Regions from separate parts of the Mus musculus genome. Here region 2 is linked to region 1. A link is a loop called in an ENCODE intact Hi-C map of the cell type or tissue named here. Cell type or tissue: left cerebral cortex. All regions are shown on one strand. Links, peaks and the distances in the headings refer to the core of each region. The heading gives the core; the rest is flanking DNA. Region 1 overlaps Trak1 (trafficking protein, kinesin binding 1). Region 2 overlaps Lyzl4os (lysozyme-like 4, opposite strand).

Region 1 (8,000 bases), core at 1-8,000:
TCCCCAAGACAAGGACCTTCTCTTCCCACTCAGTCCCCAAGGAAACACCCTCCACTGCAGGCCTACTACAAGGTGAGCAGCCAGTCCCCACCTCTGTAGAACCCTCAGCTACTGCATGGCCACTACCTGAGAAACCTGAGGAAGAGGACTGGGGCTCAAGACAGCTGCTGCCAGTCAGTGGCATCTTTTGGCTAAATAGAGATCTGACCAAACCAGCTCTGTACAGCTGCCCCACCCCCACTCCCCAAAGGCAGCGGCAGCCTGTCTGCAGGAGAGTGGGCAGGGGACCAACACATTCCCACAGGAACACCCACACAACAGGCTGCCATTCTCTGGTGTCTCTGTGGTGTTTGACAGTAGGGAAGAGAACAGAGCCCAGGGTAGGTGGAGTGTGGAAATCCCTTCTAAGAATAACATGTCACTTGTGACCATACTGTCACTTGCTCAGCCACTGGGACTCGACCTGTTCTTCCAAGACTGGACCAAAATGCATTCTCAAACATCAGAGTATTTGAACTTTTCATAATGCGGCCAACCATCTATACATAAGCAATGTTGCAGTTGCTTTCACAGCACAGAAAGTTAGGACATAGGACAGGCAGCCAAGGAGCTCGTTCCTTGACCTCAGGGACAAAGGCTCTGGGAACTCCTGTAAGAATGAACATGAGCACGCTGGGCTGAGAAGACACATGGAAGTCTGAGGCTGGGTAAAAGTGGCATAAAGAACCATGACGAGGCTGGGCCTGGTAGCGCACGCCTTTAATCCCAGCACTTGGGAGGCAGAGGCTGGCAGATTTCTGAGTTCGAGGCCAGCCTGGTCTACAGAGTGAGTTCCAGGACAGCCAGGGCTACACAGAGAAACACTGTCTTGAAAAAACAAAACAAAAAAAAAAAACAAAAAAAGAACTATGACGACTCGTGGGACTGAGGCTGGGGAGAAACCCAGTCAGTAAAGTGCTTGCCAGGCATGCATGAGGATACCCGAGTTCCATCAACAGAAAACACATAAAAAGGCTGGACGTGGTGATACACACTTGTAATCCCAGCCCTGGGGAGGCAGAGATAGGTGGATCCCGGAGGCTCGATGGCCAGCTGGCATAGTCCTCCTGGGAATTGCCAGGCTAGGGACCCTGCCTCAACGAACAAAATGGACAGTGTCCGAGGTAAGCGACATCCAGGGTTGTTCTCTATCCTCGGTACACGTTTTCATACACTCATGCACCTATATACGAATGAAGAGAGAGCTCACACACTGAAAGAACCTGTAGAAATGTTGCCAACACTGGAGACCCACAGACAGGTGCTTGCGGACTGTCCCAGCTGGAAACGAAGGACGAGGTTTTCTTTGCTCAGCTTCACAGGTGAGGAAGGAGCATGGGTGATCTTGTTAGTCAAGGCCAGGCAGCTAAGCAGGTGCAGGTTTAGTCTGAGGAGCCCTCAGTGACTAACTGGCCATCCCTCTGCTACCACTGTCCATCTCTGGAAGCCTGTGTGTGGAACTTAGGGTGTCCCATGACATCACACCAGGAGACGGGTGGACGCCTCCACATATGGGCGAAGGGAGGTTTGTTCTTAACAAGGCTCTAACCCTAACCCTAACCCTTGTCACCTGCCCAGCTTGCAGGTGCTAGCCATCTTTAGTCACACAGGCAATGCCAAGGGCTGTATCAGCCCTGGGTGCCTGGACAAGCTAAAAAGAGCACACACATGGTGACTTCCATGTAGACCAAAGAGCACACACATGATGCCTTCCATGTAGACTAAAGAGAACACACATGGCACCTTCCATGTAGACACATGAACACCTGCCTTATGGGAGCCATGATTCGCAAACAGCCCTGCCTCTTATGAAGCAGCCAAGCCCACAGCTGAACCACGTTTCCCAGCCCGGCCCCTGCTGTTTTCTCTCGCTTCCCTTACATCAGGACACACAAACCTCCTGCCATTCTCCACAGCTCCCCACCCCCAACACACACAGAAATCTTTTTTTTTTTAATCAGCTATTTTAGACACCTCTAGAATATTCGCTACCCATACCGCTGCACCCTAAAATGTCACTCAAATGTCAGCTTGAGTTTGTGAACCTTGCCTGACCAATTCCCCCAGGCTTCTCACAGGCCTCGGCACATACACAATTACACAACAGCGCCAGGCAAGGCTTTCTCCGTATCTCCTCCCCACTAACCGAGAGCCACTCAGGAGAAAGGGCTCAAGAGTCCCAGCCCAGCCTCAAACCCAGCCCGCAGACCTCTTCATCCTCCAGGAAGAGCTGCCGCCAGCTTCAGCATGCAGGAGGTGCCGCCATCCCATGACGGGGTCATTTCATGGCCCTAGCTCTCTGTCTAGCAGTACAGAAAAGTGTCACAGGACAGCAGAAGTCCCCCCACATCCCAGGCAGAGGCCAATATAACGCCTGCCATGGAAGTCTACTCCCAGGATCCCCTAGGAACTGCCCAAGCCCTGAGGTCTGGAATGACCCCCTTCTAAGATGAAGGCACCTCTCGGGAGCTGCCTGGGAGGGAGGGGACAATACAGGGAGCCCCAGGGATCTCGGAATATAGAGGTGGCTCTCTCCATTCCCACAGACTCAGACTGGATGCTTTGAGGAGGCCCCTCCACCTGAGAATTTGTTCTGTGCTGATTTGTATTTTAATCTACCAGGTTTTCTTCCTTACAGCAGAGACGATGACTCTAGTGTTCAAATTTAAAACTCAGGGAATCTCAGAAGTCAGGCTCCCTGGGAGGAGGTCTCCTCTTCCGCAGGGTACATAACTGCTCTGAGGTGGCTGTCGCCAGATGGAGAAGGGATGCACCCCCAGGATTCTGGGCCTGCTGCTTCAGGACCACGCAGAAGCCCAGGGTTCTGGTCCCAGAGAACAGAGCACTAACTGCACAACTGTCAGGGGACAGAGGACACAAACACCCCTGACCACTCTGCAGATCTGGAGACACGGGGAAGCCATCAGGGAAGGAAAGGATAAAAGAGAGCGAAACAAGAAGGCAAAAGGAAAGAACAGAGGGAGTCAGAAGGCGGCTTTGGAGAACCAGGGAGAGGAAGCCGGCGCCACACTGCCACCTTCTGGACAGACAGTGCATAGCAAGGCTTCAAGAATACCCAAACCAAACTAACCATGTGACCAGCTTCTCCCAAGACTCCCAAGTCAGCGCATCCCTGAGATCTTTGCACCTGAGAGATGGAACCAGCCCGGGTGTCCGGCCTCAGAGCAAGGGAGAAGGAAAGCGTGATCTATATAAACACAGTGGAACGCTTTCAGCCTTACGGAGGAAGTCACGTCACCAGATGCATCTGGAGGCTACTGTACTAAGCAAATGAAGGTGGTCTCAAAGAGGCAAACGCCATGCGTTCTCTTCCATTTGTAGCTCCTAGATTTTGTAGATACATAAAACCAGGGAGGCATGGGTGATGTGAAAGGGAAAACTGTCTAGGCCCTAGACTGTAGGGGAACGAAGCTGGTGGAAAGAGGTAGGAGGGCTCAGAGAGGGAGGGGAGGGGAGTACAGAGTGAGCATGCTCAAAGCGCACTATTTGGCTGCGTGAAAATGGCCCATGTGACTTTGTAGAAGTGGGCAAAACAGTCTGGAGAAAGGGGCCCCAGCCCCGTCCTGCCCACGCTGCGCCTTGTAACTCCCACACAAGCCTCATCGTTATCTCTCTGGACTCAGTTCCTCTGTGTGTGGGACAGTAGCAGGAGGAAGGCACTCTCTGCCCACCAGCAAGCTCTCTGAAAAGATACAGGGAGGGCCACAGGCTTGCGGAGCCTCTTCTGGGGCAGCACCCACCTTCTCTGTCCTCCAATGCTGACTTCGCTAAGACTCAGGATCTGAATGGTTACACAAAATCCCCTGATTTCTTTAACGTTTAAAATCACATTTACTAACTTTACTTATCTATCTATCTATTTATTTATTTATTTGGGGACCTAGATGCCACGGTGCACCTGTGTAGAAATCAGTTCTCTCCCACCACATTGATCATGGTGACCAAACGCATGTCATCCTGCTTGGTGGCAGGTGCCTTTTCCCGCTGAGCCATCTTGCTAGTCCCTCAAATCCCTTGATTTCTACATGCTAGACTAATTCAGAAGTTTTTAAGTAGACAAAGGCCACATGAAACAAGTCTGTATGCTGGGATTTCCCACCCTGCCTGTCACTGCAGGCCTTGGGAGTACATTGTGGCTACATTAACAGAGACAAGCAAGGGCCCATACGAGAGCCACTCATCAAACAGGGCCAAACTGCCAGCTCCCCCCATCTTCACCTTTCCTCCTAGTCCCTCTCCAACCCACTGCTCAGCCACCAAGTATCCCCACCCTGGCCCCAGTCTAATCCTGGCTCCCAAGAGGAGCTGATTGGAGGGAGCAATCCTCTCTCTGTCCTGTCACCCTTGGCAGCAACTGTGAGTGGTCACGCTGTGTCAAAGCTGCGCAGGGCTCCTCACCTTCTCTGTAGAGACCTGGACCCCATTACAACTTCCTGGACATTATGAGGATTGAAGGGTACAGACCCAAAGACACTCATATGCCATGCAGCACAGGAGACACTTGGCCATCTACAGCTAGCTGACAGACGACTTAGAACACTCTTCCCTCGGGACCAGGATGGTTGGGAACTAGCCTAAACTTCTCTGGGGAACGCTGTCACAATCACTTATTTTTGCCTGTTGTGAAGGGTTTGCACTACGGAGCACAGTGCTGGGGCACACCATCTTCCTGTTCTCTGTGTTGCAGGCTGAAGCCACTGGCACTTAATCTTCTCTAGCACAGATGCTTTAACTCCACAGATTACAGGAGACTCACAGAACCATCTGCTGTTTCAAACACGTCAGTGGATGCAGGCAAGCAGGGTCAGAGAGGCTGTGGCGCCACAGAGCCAAGCATGCGCATTGAGCATGGCCGGCCGGAAACTGGCACATGCGCGTTGGGCATGGCTCCTACGCTGTCTGAAAAGCTTCTAGACCCTGGTAACCAAGACCTTGCAGATCCTCTGCAAGGCTCTGCTGGCCTCAGCCAGAACACACTGTACTGGCTCTAAGCACCACCCAGAGGATGGAAGACTTGGGAGGGCGTGTTATGGGCTAAGCCAATAGACTGGAAGGCCTCAGGGTACTGGGTGAACTTTGGGCTGAGGAGGCACAAGACAGAAGGTAGGGCTCTGTGTCTGAGGTCCCCCATACTCTCAGCAGCCAAAGAGGGTCTCCGGGAGCACAAGGCAGGCAGACAAGCATGTAGGAAACTGGAGAGCAAAAGCCAACAGAGCTAAGCTTCAGAGAAACAAACAACGCTGGAGATTCTCTAGAATGGTTGAAGCCTTAAGCACCTGAAGAACTCGGTATCCAAAAAGCAACCAGTTCAGGGGTACGGATATGCCCACCACCCCGACACACACATGCACACACACATACAAGCCCTCACACAGGCTCCTAAGATACATACCCCTGACAAGCAGCTGTGCTGAGGCAGCCAGTCCACCCACTCGGTTACAGAAACAGGGTTTCCAGTGTGAGGCTAAAGGGCAACCTTGAGCAACTGAATGTGGCGTGGTTCAAGTGGGCATGCTGGCTTGTTGTGCAACAGAGCGGGCAGCAAAAAGCGGGGCAAAGCGAAGGAGGAGGGACCTGCCGAGACGCCTCCAAAATGCCCATAGCAAAGCAGATGGTCTCATGCTGGTGACGTCGTGGCTGCCTTACTGTGGGCAAAAACGCCCAGGAATGCCCACACATCGATGCAATCGGCTATCGATATATCTCCCTGGACGCAATCCTGTCCCTAGGTAATGGGTGGTGTGTGGCTTTTACAACAACCAAAATGTTAAACCTACGTGGAGGAGACGTTGTTAAGAACACTCAGAGGGGTGAGACAGTGACCACCACCAGAAAAGGCAGCTGGGAAGAAAGCCACTCCCCTCAGGTTAGCCAGAGCCTGAAGCTCCGCTGGCATCGTTAATGCTGCCCTCTGCCTAGCACAGGTGTGGCCCTGAGAAACAGTTCAATAGCTCCTCAGTAAATGAGAGCTGCCACATGCCACAGCAATCTCTACTGCTGGCTCCCAGGCTGAAAAAAGTTGTTCTGAGGGAACCATACGAACATACTCGCAGCGAGCTATTCACAGGACTAAAAGGCAAAAAAGCCCAGATGTCGCCAGACTTAAGAACTGATAAATGAATACAGTACACCCGGACAATGGAACAGTAGTCAGCCATAAAGACAGAATGCAGTGTTGACAGGCACTCCAACGTGAATGTCCCCTGAAATCAGAGGATGTGAAAGAAGCCAGCCACAGAGACCACAAGCGGCATGGCTTTTTTTTTTTTCCTTCAAAGCGCCTAGAGACTGTCCACCCACCACGGAAAGGAAGACTGGGCACTGCCAGGGGCTAAGGAAGATCGACTATTAATAGAGATCGCTTCCTTTGGGTGAAAATGTCCAGAGCCAGGCAGTGGTGAGTGTGCAGTATGTAAATGCACTAGCGGTACAAAAGTTCACTGGTAGAGAGCTTGCCTAGCATGCATGAAGCTAAGTTCAAACCGCAGAACTGCCCATGTAAAGGAGCGGTGCTCAGGTGCTCAACAGTCCAGAACGATGTGCTTTAAATGTGTTCTTTGACAACTGTTATGTGTATTTTAACACAACTTGTGAAAAGTGTTGTTGTTTAAGACGATAATGAACCACAAACGTATACAAATACAATGTCTAGAATCCAATGGCAAACAAGGGATGGGGAAAGCCCCTGGCTCAGGGGCAAAAAGAAGACAGGAGATCCCAAGGCAAGCTGACTAGTAAGACTAGCCACATCAGTGAGCTCTTGGTTTGATTCAGAGACCTATCTCAATAATTAAGGTGAAAGATCAATAGAGGATGATTCCCCACATCAGCCTTGGGCTTCTACGTGAGTGTGTACACGTGTGCAAGTGCACCCCCACACATGTGTGCCTATACATGCCAACATGAATACAAATACACAATGCACCACACACAGAGAGATACGCATGCACACAGATACACACAACAAGAGGAAGATAATGTTAGGCATTTGAGAGTATACACTGGCAAGACAAGTGGGAAATGACAAAGGCTTTGACAGCACACGAGTCTGTAATACACTAAAGGTCTATTCCACTGACGTCTACATTCAGAACAGGTGGGCTCATGGTAAACATGAACTCAGGCTGTTTGGGTCTGGTTCTGTCGAGTGACCCTAGCTCGGTCCAATTACGAGACAATCTAAAATCAAAACTAAAGGTGATCCCGCTGATACAGAAAAAAAACCTACTCTCTGGCACACCCCTCCCCCCCACTGGCTCACAGGAACCCCTTCCGGCCCAGGGTCTCTCCCCACACTACAACCCAAGCCTCAGCCAGTATCACTGGGGGCCCTGGATTTAGTTCAAGTCTCCACTGCCTAGGGACAGTGTCAGATCCCACACAACACAGGCTTGATCCCCAAAATGCACCCCTTGAGTTCAGCAGCAAGCCTCAGAATCCTACCTGTGCTTTTGACCGAGGGTCTATGCATCTAGGTTCCCACAGTCCACTCGGTAGATTCAATTAATCTGCCTAAATGGCTCACAGGATTCACAGGAACTCCCTTCCGCTTACGACAGACACGGTTGAGGCTACGTACAGGGCAAGCTTGGTTCTGGTCTCACGCCTTCTCTGAGGTGTTACCTTCCTTGAACTCCATGTCCTCAGGAAGTGCAGAAAACATCAAAAAAAAAAAAAAAAAAAAAAAGCGTGGCCAGCCGTGTGGAAACATGGACGGGTCTGGAGATCAGTGGAGACTGGCAGAGCCAGTCTGCTAGGATTCCTCAACCTTTGCTCTGGGGGGGGGGGGGGGGGCAGAATCCCTCATGAAACAGGTTATGTGTCCTCTACTGTGCAACAACAGGTACAGGAGGGAGATCTGGTCACAGGCCAGGCAAGAAGTGAGGTAAAGGCACTTGCTGCCAAGCCTGGTATCCTGAATTTAACCCCTGAACCCACAC
Region 2 (15,820 bases), core at 2,934-10,933, 220 kb before region 1:
TCCACATTCTACTCTGCAGGACCATGTGAGATCTCTTCCTCCTCTGGCTGGCACCTGGCACTCAGGCTTTTTCTCCCCCTGCCTCCAGCATGAGATTCTTGGGTAACAATAATTTCTTGGGTCCATGTTTCAAAAGTCTGATAGCCAAAGGCTAGGTTATCCTTGCTTCAGCCAGGACAGTTGCACTGTTCAAGTATGTGTGTGTGTTCATATAATGTTATAAAAAAGAGCCCAAAGTCATCAGAAGTGTCAGCATGGCTTAGAAAGCAGATGGAGTCAGTCTAGAGCTCTGTTTGGCTCTAGGAAGTGTATGGTCTCAGTGGTCTACAGCTGGGAGTACCAGCTGCTTCCAGCATCCAACTTTTAACTTTGCAAGCCAACAGCCCATCAGAAAAGACAATGGAAACCTGACTACCACATAAAACTATTGGTACTGGCATTGGTGTAACATAGGAGAGGTGATAATGGAATGGCAGTGTGCAGAAGGGTCCATGCCTGTGAGTAGTCTCACTTTGTATAAACTCCTCCTTGTGAGAACTAACCCAGGCCTGAGAGTACTTTCTCAATCCCTAGAGATGGTGCTTGCCTGCCCCAGTCTCTCCCCCCTCTGCCCTACCTCTTAAAGTCCCTCTACCCCTCAGTATTGATATATGGAGAACCATCTTTCTAGCACACAAATCTTTTGATACAGACTACATTCTGACCCTAACTATGGATGGTGTAACCTTTAGCCCACTGACAGCTAGCCAAGGGAAAGTTTGCTACTGTGGTGGTTTGAATGAGAGTGTTCTTCATACATTTATGTATTTAAAGACTTGGTCCTGAGTTATTGGTGCTTGTGGTGTTTTGAAGGAGAATGGCTCCTATAGGCTCATATGATTGCATGCTTGGTCTCCAGTTAGTGGAACTTTTGAGGAAGGATTAGGAGGTGTGGCCTCATTGGAGGAGTGGCCTCATTGGAGGGGGTGTGGCTTTGTTGGAAGTGTGTTACTGGACTTTGAGGTTTCAAAAGCCTATGCTAGGCCCAATATCTCCTCTCTCTCTCTCTCTCTCTCTCTCTCTCTCTCTCTCTCTCTCTCCCTCTCCCTCTTCCCCTCTCCCCCCATCCCCTCTCTCCCTCCTCTTCCCCCCTCCCCTCTCTCCTCCCTCTCCCCCCTCTCTCCCTTTCTCCCCCTCTTCCCCTCTCCCTCTCTCCCCCTTCTCCTTCCTCTCCCTCCCTGATGCTTATGGATCAGGGTGCAAAGTTCTCAGCTACTGCTGCAGCATCCTAATGGTCACCATAATGATCATGGACTTGTCCTCTGAAACTGTGGACAAGCCCCCAGTGAAATGCTTTCTTTTGTAGGAGTTGCCTTGGCCATGGTGTCTCCTCACAACACTAGAACAGTAACAGCGACAGTGAGTGTTGTTTGGGGGATGTTTAGGTATGGAGGTATGTCCCTGGGAGAAGGATTCTGAGCTGTAATATTCCCACCATTTCCAGTGGCTCTCTCTCTGCTTCATGCTTCTGGTAAAAGGTGTGAGCTCTCATTATCCTGCCCCAGCTGCCAAGCCTGCTGTTTGCTGCCACATCTCATCATCGTGAGTCCTTGTAAGTCAAAATGAACACTTTCTTCTATAAGGTGCCTCGGCCATAGCGTGTTGATCACAGAATAGAAAGTAATTGCTATAGGTACCAGCTCATGCTGCCTTGCCCTGAGTGAGGGCTTGAACTCAGTTCCCCACTGAATCAGAACAAGCCAGTTTTCCCTTTCCCTCTTCCCCTATCTCTCCCTTGTCTCTTGCCATGCTAGGAACTGAACCAAAGACCTTGCCCGTGTGAGATAGGTATCCTATCAAACTATACCCTAGCCCCACTGGTGGTATTTTCTGGCTGCAGGAAACAGGTGATGCTCACTCTGAGGAGGCACACAGTGCTAACTTGTTTCTTGCTCTCCTTCGCACGGCCTCATTCAGTCTTATTGCTACTGGGCACACATGGACATTCCACTCTCAAGTGAGGTCTCACTGACTCCAGCAAGGGAAGGGAAGCTCAATGGTGACCATGTCTATCTTTTGATGCCTTGATGGGTTTCACTGACTTGAGTGAGGGCTGACATCAGAAGAGTTGAACTGAACCAGTTGGGTTCAGTGCCTCTCTGGACCTGGCTGACATCAGAAGAGGAAGTGAAGCCTCCTGGTGTCAAGTCTCACTCTGTACCCGTATCTCGTTTAGTCTTGCTGTTTGTTGTATGGCAGCTGAGGTTCAGTTCCCTGCTGGATGCTACCTTGTAGGGAAGTTGGAGTGCTGCCTGTTTCTGCCAGGCAGAGAGGGAACCATTAGCTCCCTGTTCAATCTTACTAATGTCACCTAACATGATGACCCAATTGTGTCTGACTTCCATGAAAGGAGAGCTGGGTGTAACACCCCCACCCCCACTGGCAAGGGCAAGTTGTGTTTGGCTGGAGTAAGGAAGTATTGCTAAAGTTTTCTATTGTTAAGCCGCTTTTAGCCCTGGTCCTCAGGCTACCGAGATCAGGCTTTTCTTAGAATTGTATGCCTGTGCCTGTTAACAGTTCTGGGTTAGAAATGCGTGTAGTACCCAGTCCAGGAGAGGCGAGAGGCAGAGATAGGAAGCAGAGGACACATTGTGGGTATGTTCCTCAAGTCCACCTTTCAGAATCCTCTGAGTCTTGCATTTTTGTTCACATTTTCTATCATCAAGGAGAACACTAGAGGGTTGGAGAGATGGTACAGCATTTAAGAGCACTGGCTGATTTTCCAGAGAACCTGGGTTTAACCTTCACATCCATATGATGGCTTATAGTTGTCTATAACTCCATTTCCAGGGGATCTGATTCCTTCTTCTGGCTTCTGCAGGTATCAGGTGTGTATGTGGTACATAAACATACATTCAGTCAAAACACCCATGCACATAAATAAAAGTTTTAAAAAAGGCTTGGGGGGGGAACTGGTAGGCTCCATCCAAGTGGAGTTATAAAACTGCACAATTGTTTTCAAATGAAATAGCATCCTCAACCTCAGTCAGAAAAGCTTTCCCTGCAGGGACTCAGAACTGGCCAGAGAGAATAGCAGCTGCCCCTGCCTCGACCACCAAGGCTCAGCAAACACCATGGGGGTAAGAGTTGGAGGATGGGGAGGAGGGCGGTAGAATACGGTGTTCTGGACCTAACATAGCTACTGCTCTCATGAACTCAGGAGCAGCTATGGTTACCAGCACGGCAACAGACTAGACAACATTCCAGCAGGCAGCATGTGGACCCATGGAGGTAGGACAGGGGCATGCTGGTGGTCCTTGGGTAAATGTGGGAGTTCTAGGTGAATATGATCAAGTGCGTGATCACTCCCTGGTTCAATCATTTGATGGAAGGACCCCAAAGCTGTTATATTCATGGCTGCAGTTCTTCACAGCGAAGGGATACAGGAAGATATATCATGGATACCACTCTGGAGGTGTCAGGTCCTCTCAGACACCCCACAAAGGAACCCATCAGCCTTCATTGACTGCCTGTTTCACAAAGACACATGGCTTCCTTGAGCATTGAAAATTGCTCAACTGAAAGTTGTCCGTCCTACCCCAAACGAAAACCCAACACTAGACCCACATTATCCTAGTGAGTTTTGCTTTACAAATTTTACCTTTGTCCTGTTGTGACAACTTCAACATAGCTGTTGTGTGACTTTTCCTGGGGAACAGAGTAGGCTGGGCCCTCTTCTATCAATTAGCAATTAGGAAGACACCCATATACATGCCCAGAGGCCCGTCTGATGGAGGCAGCTTCACAATTGAGATTCTCTCTTCCCAGGAATGTCGTGGTTTGTGTCAAGGCAACAAAACTAATTATGACACAGTTTAAGAGCACAGCCTGGTATGGTGGGGAAGGCATGTTGGCAGAGCTCTGAGGTCAGTCACACTGTGCCCATATTCAGAGAGGAGAGAGCATTGTACACTGCTGTTCAGGTAGAAGTCTTTTGAGCAGTCCAGATTCCCAGCCCAGGGAATGCTAACATGCACTATTAGTGTGACTCCTCCTACCTCAAAAGTCTAGTCAAGACAACCCCTCACAGGCATGCACAGAAGCTAACCTAGTCTAGATCATCCAATATGGAGCCCAGAAGTCAGTCTCCTGGGTGACTCTAGATGTTGCCAAGTTGCTAACCAATGTTAACTGTCATTAGCCCTTCGTCAGAGGTTGTGGAGTGTGAATCATGGCTGAGTTGTCTTGATGATGGGTTTTTGGTCACCTGGTGACTGTTGAGGCTGGGGTGCCTGGGAGAGATTCTGTGTTGTATATTTTCCAGTAAAGGGACAGCCTGGCCATGGTGGCATAGAGCCTAGGGGATAGATGCATCCACTGTACAAGGGGATCAGGCTGGGATACTCATAGATCTGACCCTGATCTGACACTTTGTGTGTCTGCAGACTTCGCATCTGGCTTAGAATTGCTTAAATCACCTTCATCTCTTGCAGGTAGAAAACCGCTTAGTTGTATGCAATTTAAAGTGCACCATCTTGCCAACTTTGTCCTGGAGGCCAGGTCCACCTGCATTCACGTGGATGGAATGAAGCAGTAGATGATTTGTTCAGTTGTACAACCCGACGAGGTACTATCCAAGTGGCAATCTGCAGGCTGTGCCCCAGAGACCCTGTTTGTACGAGGGCTGAATGCAAGGTTTCTTTGCAGTGTGTACCACAGGGATAAGTAGAGGGTAAAGTATTGTGAGATGAAAACCAAGTGACTGTGAACCCCCAGTGAGACACTGTCCTAGGTATGAGGTAGGCAGGTGTGCACTCCCAGTGTGGCTGGGTGTGAGGTGAGCAGGTGTGAACACCAGTGTGGCACACAGTCCTAGGTGTGAGGTAAGCAGGTGTGAACCCCCAGTGTGGCACTGTCCTAGGTGTGAGGTAGGCAGGTGTGTACCCACAGTGTGGCTGGGTGTGAGGTAAGCAGGTGTGAACACCAGTGTGGCACACAGTCCTAGGTGTGAGGTAAGCAGGTGTGAACCCCCAGTGTGGCACTGTCCTAGGTGTGAGGTGAGGAAGTGTGAACACCCAGTGTGGCACTGTGTTAGGTGTGAGGTGTGCAGGTATGTACCCCCAGTGTGGCTGGGTATGAGGTGAGCAGGTGTGAACCCCGAGTGTGGCACTGTTCTAGGTGTGAGGTAGGCAGGTGTGCACCCCCAGTGTGTCTGGGTGTGAGGTGAGCAGGTGTGCACACCCAGTGTGTCTGGGTGTGAGGTGAGCAGGTGCATACCCCCAGTGTGGCACAGTCCTAGGTGTGAGTGGGCAGGTGTGTACCCCCAGTTTGGCTGGGTGAGAGGTGGACAGATGTGAACTCCCAGTGTGGCACAGTCCTAGGTGTGAGTGGGCAGGTGTGTACCCCCAGTTTGGCTGGGTGTGAGGTGGGCAGGTGTGAACTCCCAGTGTGGCACAGTCCTAGGTGTGAGCTGGGCAGGTGTGAACCCCCAGTGTGGCTGGGTGTGAGGTAAGCAGGTGTATACCCTTAATGTGGCACTGTTCTAGGTGTGAGCCGGGCAGGGGAGATATGAGTCTAAGCATATCGGCAGGACCTAGAGGGTCATGGTCCTCCTTAGAGTCTCTCTTCCATATTATCCCAAGTTGGAGAGTTGATGTAGAAGAGCCAGAGGTGACAACATAAGAGAGGGGCTGTCAGTCACTTCAGTGCCCTGAGCTAGTTTCTCCTCATTATCTGATGGACTAGGTTTGGAATCACCTAGGAGATATGCCTGATGAGGCTGCTTAGCTGAGGAAGATCCACCCTGTATGTGGGTGGCACCTCCCATGGGCCAGGGCATGGATAAAAAGCAGGAGCTGGTGGGATGCCAACATCCATCTCTCTGCTTCCTGACTATGGAAACAGTCTGACTCTGTACCTCACAGCCCCGCCTCCATGCCTCCCTCTTCCATGGTAGACTAAGCTCAAACCATGAGCCCAAACACACCCTCTTTGTAAGCTTTTGCCAGGCGTTTGTCACGGCGGTGAGGAGAGTAATTAGTACAGGCTCTATATTTCAAGTTCCTCTATTCCATCCTCCTCAACATGCGCCTATCCCGTGCCTCATCTCCGTGTCCTGCACCAGAGCTGATGGGTCTGGTGAACAGCTACACGCAGACGTACTAGTGACGTGTACAACTCTTTGCAAACCCTGACCTCAGGTTTCTTCTCTTTGAAGAGGACGCCCTCACTTTAGAATCATGAGCTCTCTGGGACCAGGTTTCCAGGGAATATTCTATGAGTGTGTCTGTCCTATGGTGGTCCTGGGTTCTCTGGACATCATTGTGTGGTTGACCCCAGAGGAAGCCCTGGGCTGTGTGGCAGAGTCCCCACTAGATGGCAGTGTCATCTTGCTCATAATTCCCTCATCAAGTTCGCCTGAACACAGAAAAGCCAGGCTCTGCAGCCACCACCAGGAAGTGTCAATCACTGCTTTGTCCCTTAGTGGCTCTGGGCCTGGGGCAAGACATTGGGATTGTGGATTTCCTCTTGTGTAATGTAGTGGTGTCTCTGTGGGTCTCCAGATGCAAAACCAGTTGAGTTACCACTACAGCAGGCAAGCTGTCTGGCACTCTTGGGGTCATATTGTATTTTTCTTTGCATTTCTTTAAAGCTAAGATTTGTTAAGAAATGATAAATAGAAGACGTCACACAGCAAGGTTAGCCAGGTCCACATCTCAGTGACGTTCTCTAAAACTAGAGTGGCCATGCTAGAGGTATAGAATGCCACATTCCATATGTCTAGTATCCATTCTACTTTTATGTACTTATCCACCACCAGAAAACAAAGACTCCATTACAGAGCTAAAACTAGAAAAGCATTAGCTCACTATTGTCTTTCATGACCCAATTATCCATTAGCTGCAGTCAGCCCTTCATCTCCTAGTGTTCATCCTGTTTCTCCTTTCTACATGCTATGCTGTACATGTACATTTGTTTATATATGTACTGTCAGAGACCATCCCGTGAGAAAGTGAGCCCTTCACAATCTCCCTAACAGGCCAAATGGCATTGTACTAAGAGCTGGTTATCACCCCCCTTCCTCCCTATTCCTTTCTTGGCACCTGAGGCTGTAAAGCTGAATTATAGTCCCCTCTTCCCTATCTCTTCCTGAGTTCCCATGCCATCCAAGGACACGAGTTACGCCTGAGCCCAGCCTGACCCCCAAGGCTGTCAAGGAGGATCTATGTTCCAGAGATAAGATCCAGAGTGCCCGCTGCCTGGCGCCTGATTTCGGCCCCCATGTCAGCAGATGCCCACTTCTTTGTTCTTTGTATAATTCTCCCTCGACCCCTCCCATATTCCCCGCGATGTATGCTTTAAAAAGAAGGCACCTCAGCCTAATAAACGAGACCTTGATAGGTTGACATATCTACTTGGTCCTCCGACTTTCTTTCTTTTATTCCCATTTCCTTCCAGGTTCTCGGTCCCCCTCGCACCCACGAATAACTGAATCCCGCGGGACGGGATAATGTACACATAGTATTGCCCATATACTTACATGCATATATTTTATTCATAGATATATGTGTATATTATGTTTATGTATGTACATGTATCAATTTCACATCATATTATACTTACATGCGTATATTATTGTATTCACAGATATATGTATATATTATTTATGTACATACATGTATAAATTACATATTCAGGCTCATACTTTATTGAGGGCTTGTTATGGTTTAGATACATTCTAAAGGCTTCTAAAATAGTGCATATATGTGTGTGGGTTTGTGCATATGGATACAGTACCTGAATTTAAAAAAAACTGGGGTTACAGGTGGTTGTAAGACACCCAATGTGAATACTGGGAACTGAACTTGGGTCCTCCACAAGGGCAGTGTACATTGTTAACCAATTGAGGCACCTCTCCAGTCTGTCTAGATTTATCCTAAGGACTTGGAAGGCATCCTAGTAGGTAAAGTACTTGATACAAGGGCATAGTTGCCTGAAATGAGGACATAACTCTCCAAGGTATGGTTAAGGGGGAGGTTTTATTGTAGATGTCAGGGAAAGCACAGCCAGAGGCACTGGGAAGAGTCTAGAACAGGGAGAGAGAGAGTAGTGGATTAGCATGACCAGTAGACTGAACTGGGCCATGGGGGTGGTGGTGGCAGAGAGTAAATGTGGAGGACCAAGGGGGTGCAAGTGGATGAAGAGAGAGGGGCCCAAGAACAGAGGACCATGAGAGCAAAGCCAAGAGAACTAAAAGAGAAAGTATGTCTGAGGTGGTAGGGTTATATAGAAATGAGAAGCTGGAGAAAGCAAAGCCCATGGGCAGGAAAAGAGGTTTGGGACATGGTGAGAAGAGCTGAGGAGCCACAGGTACTCAGTGAGCCTGGAGGCCTGCAAGAGAGTCCAGCGCTGCAAGAGAGTCCAGCGCTGAGCCTGCCCTCTCCAGAGATGAATGTTCCCAGCATGCTCTGCACTGCTCTGCTGCTCTGTGGGCTCTGAGGCTCTACCTGCTGATCTTGCCAAGGCTTGGCATTCAAGGTCCAGGGAGGGCATCCTAGTTTGCTTTTTGTTTCCGTGATAAACTCCATGACCCAAAGCAACTTGGGGAGGAGAGGGTTTATTTTTGTAGGATAACTAAGCTAAGATGGACAGGTTTACAGTCCATCACTGAGTGAAAACAAGGTAGACACTCAAGGCAGGAGCTTGAAGCAGGAACCACAGAGGAATGCTTACTGGATTCCCCTACCCCTGGGCTCCTGCTCAGATAGCTTTCTTATATAGCCTAGGGATGGCACTGCCCACAAAGGTCAGGACCCTCCCACACCAGTCATTAATCAAGAAGATGCCCCACAGACAATCTAGTGGAAACAGTTTCTTTAACTGAGGCTCCCTCTCCCCAGATGACTCTCGTTTGTGTCAAGTTGACTGTAAAAGTCAAGTTGTGTCTAAAGGCAATTGTGGCACCCTTATACTCCTACCCAGAACTTGGGTGGTACCCCATAGACTCCCCCAACCCCCAGTGTGGTTCACATCCAGGCTGGAGTTCCATTTACTCACCTGGCCAGGCCTGGGCCCTCCAGGTCCAGAGGTGGACCTGGGCTACTCTCAGCTCTTCCCAGAGCTCCTCATGTAAGCAGCTGGACATCTGCATACTGCCTCTGGGAGTGAGAAATGCAAAGCCACACTTTACAAAATGATCCTGCAATTACATAGGAAGTTGAATGTCTCTGTGCCCCACTACTCAGGTCTATCTGCCCTGAGGTTCTAATTGGGGTTCAACCAAGAGTGTTGGAAAGCAATGAGCAGAACACAAGAGCAGCCTGAACCTGGAGATGGTGCAGATGCCTCTCAGTATATGAACGGATCTGCAAACTGTGGTTTAGCAGCAACAGGCAACAGGCTGCGGGTGCTGGGGCAGAATGCCAAGGGAGATGACATTTTGTTTCTAATTCTTTGAAGTCCTAAAACATGAAAGCCCAACCTCTGTGATAGAATCCACACAGTGGGGCCACTGGGTAAAGGCCTGGCCACCAGGCCTGACAGCACTGGTTCAATCCCCAGACACACATGGTGGAGGGGGAGAACCAGCTCTTTTAAGCTGTCCCTGATCTCCAGGTGTGGGCCTTGGTTTACCCGTGGTCCTACTCACAGTAAGTAAATGTAATAAAACATTAAGGATAAAAAAAGAAGTCATGTGGAGGTTGCTTCAGAGTTGGGGGAGGGGTGGGAAGAGACCTTGCAACTTTGTGTGTGTGTGTATATGTGTGTGTGTGTGTGTGTGTGTGTGTGTGTGAGAGAGAGAGAGAGAGAGAGAGAGAGAGAGAGAGAGAGAGAGAGAGGATTTTACTGTGTAAATCAGACTGGCCTCAGACTTAAGATCCTCCCTCCCTCCTTTTTAAAGACAGGGTCTCATGTAGCCCAGCATGACTCCAAACTTTCTACCTAGCTAAGGATGACTTTGAGCCTCCCCTCCCCCAACCCTCAACCTCCTCGCTCAGATGCTGGTTGACAGACTTGAGTCATCACACCTGATTTTACTCCACGCAAGGGATCAAACCCAGGTGTTCTGTGTATGCTAGGCAAGCAGTCTACCAACGTAGCCACATCCCAGTCCCTCATGTCAGCTTTGTGAGGAATCCTTGGGAAGCCATTCTGATTCTTTGCTGATTCTACCCATGACAAGCCCAGTGAAAGGATCTGGGGTGCAGGGAATCTACGAGAAGCTTCCTGCAATGCTGAGGCACTCTGCAATGGACTCTCGAGCTGCCACATCAGCTGTGCCGGCTCGCCAACAAATTCAAAATCTATGTGTCTCAGCCACCAATTGGGATTTTCTATTACCTACAGATACTTGGCAAGTACAGCCCAGGGATTCCTCGTACTAACTCAGTGCTTGCTTAGCACGCATGGAACACCTGGGTTTGATTCCCTGCATTGGATAAGACTAGTCAGGGCACAGACCTGTAACAGTGCTCAGTTGGTAGACTCAGGAGGATCAACTATTAAAACCATCCTTGGCTACATGGCAAGTTAGAGGCCAGCCTAGGCTTGAGACACTGGCAACATAAAATAAGTTAATTCAAAAGCCGGGTCAAGCTTTGGCTCCTGGTCCTGTTCAGATTCCCTGCAGGGTTTCTCAGCTGTTGGAGCTGAGCTGTGTCCTCAGACACAGAAGGAAACGTCCCATCAGGTCTCAGCATGTTCCTCAGCTGCCAAGGGGGGTGGGGGAGGGTGGGGGTGTTCTGTTACATCTCCAACACTTGTCCTTCCTGCTCCAGCTTGTTTCCATGGCCACTGGGCATTGCTTGTCGCTGCTGTCAGATTGCAAAGGACAGGGGAACCTGGGCCATTTACAGCTTCCTCCCCCATCCTCTGCCAGAAAATTGGCTTCCCGGAGGGGGGCTGTCATTGTGTCAGCTCCACCTGTTGATGCCAAGTGTGGGTGTTGGAGAATCCCAGTCTGTCTTCCAATGCTGGTGGATCAGCCCTGAGATGTGGGGAAGGCTCTGACGCTTGCCTGCTTCAGCCATCTCACTTCTGAGAGATTTCGCTGCAATGTGCCCTTGTCTTCCTAAGGGAGGAGCTACTGACTTGGAAGTCACAGCCTGACATGTGCAGATGAGGTCAGGGGGCTGAAGAGACCCAAGTATGCCTTAACCTCTGAGGTATCCTGCCTGGAGCCTGTGAAGCAAGGGAGATAGCGTGTAATTCTGGCAAGTGTTTCTCCTCAGCCATCAGGCTAAATATGTACCCGTTTGTGCAAACCACGGGTCTCAGTCACGAAAGGATGTGAAGGACTGAAAGAAGAGAAGCGTCCCACACTTGGCAAACTTGCAACGAATTTGCACTTCCTGATTCAAAGTCTCTGACATTTTTGGAAAATCCAAATTTAATCAAGGCGTTTTAAAAGATCTAAACTGAATCAGAGAGACTTGAGGGCCATTAGCATAAATCTCAACTAGATCGCATACATTTTCCTGGGAGGATCGGCTTTCACCAGAGGCAAAGGAAGACTCATTTTCACAGAGCTGGGGAAGGGGACAAGTTTAAAGTCACATGATTCAGACAGGGAAGGAAGGTGACACTCTGGGTGCCATAGCCATCTCGACGTGGAGCTCACAGTCTGGAGTGGATTTTAACACATGGTATGAGAGCCTTGAGGACTGTGAGCACAAAGCAAACCTTATTTAAAAGCCAAGTGAGCAGCGTAGGAAAGCCGGCTGCTTGTTTCTCAGAAACCAGTGGCTGCCTGAGCCCTGCCATGTTTGTCTGCTTTGGCTGCAGTTCTCCTCTGACTTGGCTGGTGTTCACTATTCTCCCCCAAGCTGAGTATGCTCAGACTGGTACCTGGTCTCTGCTGTGTACTGGTTGAGGCTGTGGAAGACATACCTTCATTACCGGACATTCACTGTTCTTAGGTTTGGGGAGAGAGAGGAGTAGCTAGCAGAGAGAGGAGGTCCCGGTTCACTGTTCAGCTAAGAGCTTTATGAACACCCCACACCTCAGGGCGTGGACCTGTTTATCAGGGCGCTCTTCTGTCTCTGCCTCCAGTCTTGCTGTAAAAATGCTGGGATTATAGGGGTGTGTTACCATGTATGGCTTTTAGTGGGTTCTAGGAATCCGAATTCAGGTCTTCATGCTTTCAGAACAACCCCATTTTTCACTGATCCACCTCCTTAACCCTCTAGGAATCTACTCTTACAGATCGCCAAGGGAGGTGGGTGTCCTATAAGGGAGAGAAGCAGGCTTAGTGATCACCTGACCCATGCCACGTGACTGACCACCTGACCCTGTGCTGCATGACTGCAGTCAGGCTGCCTGCAGTCCCCAGGAGGTAGGGGTGGGTGGTGGTGGTGAGGACTTGGCAGTTCATTAAAACTATGAGCCGGAAGAGTTTCAGGAGCTGGGTGATCGTCAGCTCTCCACAGCAGCGTCTGACACTGTTATAAGAGATGGTTTCCCGTGTCCCTGACATGGGCTCAGACATGTAACTTCACCACAACCCTGCACAGTGGGGTACAGGCTGTTCAGATCTTGACCTCCCTCACTGACTTCTGGCTTTCTAGTCCTTTAACTTAGTATCAACGACAGTTTCTGTGTTTAAGGAGAGTCCCTAGGCTGGCAGATGGGGTCGAGCTGTCTTTGGGATCAAGGTTTCTGGCTGGAACTGAGAGTTCTTCCCTGTTTTTCCTGTTACCCACACCTGGTGCCTAGAAGCCCTACCCCACTCCCTCCCTATCTCTCCCACCCTCCCTTTACTCCCATACCATTTATGTATACATGTGTGTGTATTTAGCAGTGCTGGGGATTGAACCCAGGACTTTGCAAATGCTGGGCTACTGATCTATCACTGAGCTGTATATAGCCCCAGTCATATTTTATTTTATTTTATTTTATTTTATTTTACTTTATTTTTGAGACAGAGTCACACTACATTGACCAAACTGACCTTGGACTCTCTGTCCTCTTGTGCCAGGTGTGTGGGATGGCAGGTCTGTCCAGCAGCCTGGCTAGTATCCCATAAACCCACAAAGATGGGTCTTGTGGGCTTGTCTAATATGCTCAGGGCCTGTAGGGAGGAAAAGTAAGTAAGTAGGCTTTAAAGGGGAGGTTTAATTAACTCACAGTCCCTAGGAAGGGCTATTTCCAAAGCGTCCTCTGCTCTGCAGAGTTTATGATTCTTTTATCCCTGCATGTGCCCATGCACACATACACATACATGCATGCACACACATATACACCTGCACAAAATGTAAACATGTGTGCTTGCACACACATGTGCCCAAACACACCTGCAAAACACATAAATACATGTGCTTGCACACACATGCACATACATGTGCACACAAACATATGCTGGAACACACAGACATACAAACACATGTAAGAACATGCATGCATTCACATGTGCACTCATACATACATGCACATACTCAGGTGTTTGATGTTCCTACATCCAGAACCTTCAGCATGTCTCCAGTTGTGATCACAGCTGTACTGAGCTCTGGCTGGACTGGGTTTCAGCACGACATTTCATGATAAATTTATCAAAGCCACAGAAGCTGTTTCTTTATAAATAACCCTGGCACTTGAGATCCTTCATTTTTTGCTAATAATCTGTTGGCTGCAGTTAGTGTCTGCAATAAGTGGAGGACTCCGTCCACATCACTGAGCCCAGGCCCTGGTCATGAGTTCTTACTCATTTCCTCTGAGTCCTGATTCATCTTGAAGTGTAGGAGGCTTTTCCCATTGTGAAACCCTCACACAAAGTAGCAGAGAGAGAGAGACAGACAGACACAGAGAGAGAGACAGAGAGAGAAAGAGAGACAGAGAGACAGAGAGACAGAGAGCCAGGACTCAATAATTCAATTTCTTCCTTTCTCCCTCTTTCTTTGACAGGGCCTTGTCCCATGGCCTGGGGTGCTCCCACCCCACCTCAGTTAATTCTCTCTGGACACCTAAAGGTGTTCATCACTAATACTATGGGTGCTTTTAAATCTGATTACATGACAGTGAAGACTGACCTCACATGTAATACAGTGTTTTCATAATGGCTAGTGCCAACCTGACAGGCTCTAGATCACCTAGGAGACCAGCTTCTGGGCTTGCCTGTGAGGGGTGGTCTTGATTTGGTCAAATGAGGTGGGAAGAACGACCATAAAAGTCAACAGTGCTATTCTCTGGTCTGGTTCCTGAATTGCAAGATGAGGAAGTGAAGCTGAGTGTCAGCAGCCTTGGGTCTCTGCTCCCAACTGTGAGCCAGACAATCCTTTCTCCCTTACATTGGGTATTTTTATCACACCAGTAGAAAAAGCACTGAGCACAGTCCTCTAAGCCCAGCATGGTGGGACCCAGAGAATTAATGCCATGTATCAAGGACACATGGAAGACACGCTTGAAGAGCTGTGCTCAAACATCCTTGAAGCAGCATCCTTTGGAAAGTCAGTTGTGATGGATGGTGTTTTGCTGGGCAAACACATGAAGGAGTGTTTTCCTGAAGCAGACACAGGTGAAAGGATATTTCTAAAGCAAGCATGTGAAAGGACACATGGTGAAGAATTCTTTGCTAACAACACGCATGTATTGGTCCGCCTTTCATTGTGCCATTGAGCTCCATTTGTCAGAACTCCATAGAAAGAAACACACCATAAACTTCTGGTGGCAGCTTCTTGCCGCTTTCTTGGACTCCGACTGATTGGCAGAGTGATGTCAGCTGACACAGGGTGAGACACTTGGAGGTCACGTGATGTTTGGAGGGAGTATAAACAGGACTCAACGGACTGTGAGAGGAGCTTGCTTATAGTGCTAGCCTTTGCAATGCTTCTTGATCTCCAGTCTTTGCTGATCTTCACTTTGTTGAGAGAGGCACAGCCGAGAACTTCTCCTGTCATCCCCGATGGTCCTGGCTCCTCCTGTTGACTCCTGCAGATTCGACTGAGGGTTGGATGTTCCTGCTAGGCTGTGCCACCGATGGACTGCTGGTATAGTCATGAAGTGTTTGCAAGTGGATGAAGCTGCCGCTGCTGATCTGTAAGCTGAACTGCTGGCTTCCTGACTGCACAGATGGGATTTGCTCCAAAGTACCATTTCTAAACAGGTCCACTTCCCCCATATACTCCTTTCTTTTCCACTACCTCTGGTGGGTTGTAGCCTCCCCCAGCCTTGAGCAGGCTGGCTCAGACCTGTTCCACCTCTGTGAATGAGACCACCTAGGGTAGAGTCTTCCGACCTAGATAGGTCTATTGCTCTGCCGCCTCAGCACTTTTCTCCAAGATGCTGCCTACCAGCCGAGAGGCTGAACCTGTCTTCCTGAGACCTTCATGAATAAGCAACAGCCTGGTGACCAAGTGCTGACAGCCTGGCGACAAAGCATCAAGAACTTGGCATGGTGGCGGATGGGCCTTCCCCCTTTATAAGCTCAGACTCTTAAGTAAACTTTGGGCCTTGATCAGTTTCTTTGTCTTGGTCTCATATTTCTCTCGCCATCTTTCATTCAGCTTCCCCTTCAGGAACCCAGTTCGTGTAGCTGTGGGTGGCTCCAGTGGGTAACGGGTTCTAGGTCCTTCATTAGCACATGGGTGGGAAGATACCTTCTAAGGGAGGTCATTGCGTTTAAGAACCATCATTAAAAATGGGGATTGAAAAATTAAAGTTACAGGTAGGCTGTTCCCAGTGCATCAGCACATGGGTATCTTCCCACCCATGTGCTAATGAAGGACCTGAGCCCTCAGAAGACCTGGTGCCTCTCATTGCCGGGCTCTGCTTATTTTGTGTTAAATACAGACTCATCCCAAGATGGCAATCCTCACTTTCTAATTCCTTAGCTGTGGCATTCCAGACT

Evidence for each region. Hi-C counts contacts between places; a loop is a spot of excess contacts. Peaks named below come from ENCODE experiments on the same cell type or tissue, not always from the same donor. Only the 100,000 strongest peaks of a DNase experiment are listed, where the experiment ranks them.
Region 2: a loop joins it to region 1, with 10 times the contacts of the local background. A loop is called at or near these places in 20 of 42 quality-filtered maps.

Annotation. Positions count from the first base shown.
Region 1 is chr9:121,380,385-121,388,384 of GRCm38, reverse strand. The region is part of intron 1 of Trak1 (trafficking protein, kinesin binding 1); the gene reads right to left. Among named protein-coding and RNA genes, the nearest start is that of Trak1, 17 kb to the right of the region's middle. In left cerebral cortex, for the core only: CTCF peaks have their summits at 2,886 and 3,090 (motif pointing left); DNase peaks (open chromatin) are centred at 4,892, 5,673, 6,036, 6,333 and 6 more places; H3K4me3 peaks cover 4,100 bases; H3K27ac peaks cover 6,621 bases.
Region 2 is chr9:121,596,162-121,611,981 of GRCm38, reverse strand. Lyzl4os (lysozyme-like 4, opposite strand) reads right to left here. Exons shown (of 4, transcript NR_040740.1): 2 at 12,929-13,048; 3 at 9,037-9,137. It also overlaps a transcript of Lyzl4 not described here. Among named protein-coding and RNA genes, the nearest start is that of Lyzl4os, 17 kb to the right of the region's middle. In left cerebral cortex, for the core only: a CTCF peak has its summit at 6,351 (motif pointing right); DNase peaks (open chromatin) are centred at 6,357, 9,427, 10,336, 10,920 and 1 more place; H3K27ac peaks cover 886 bases.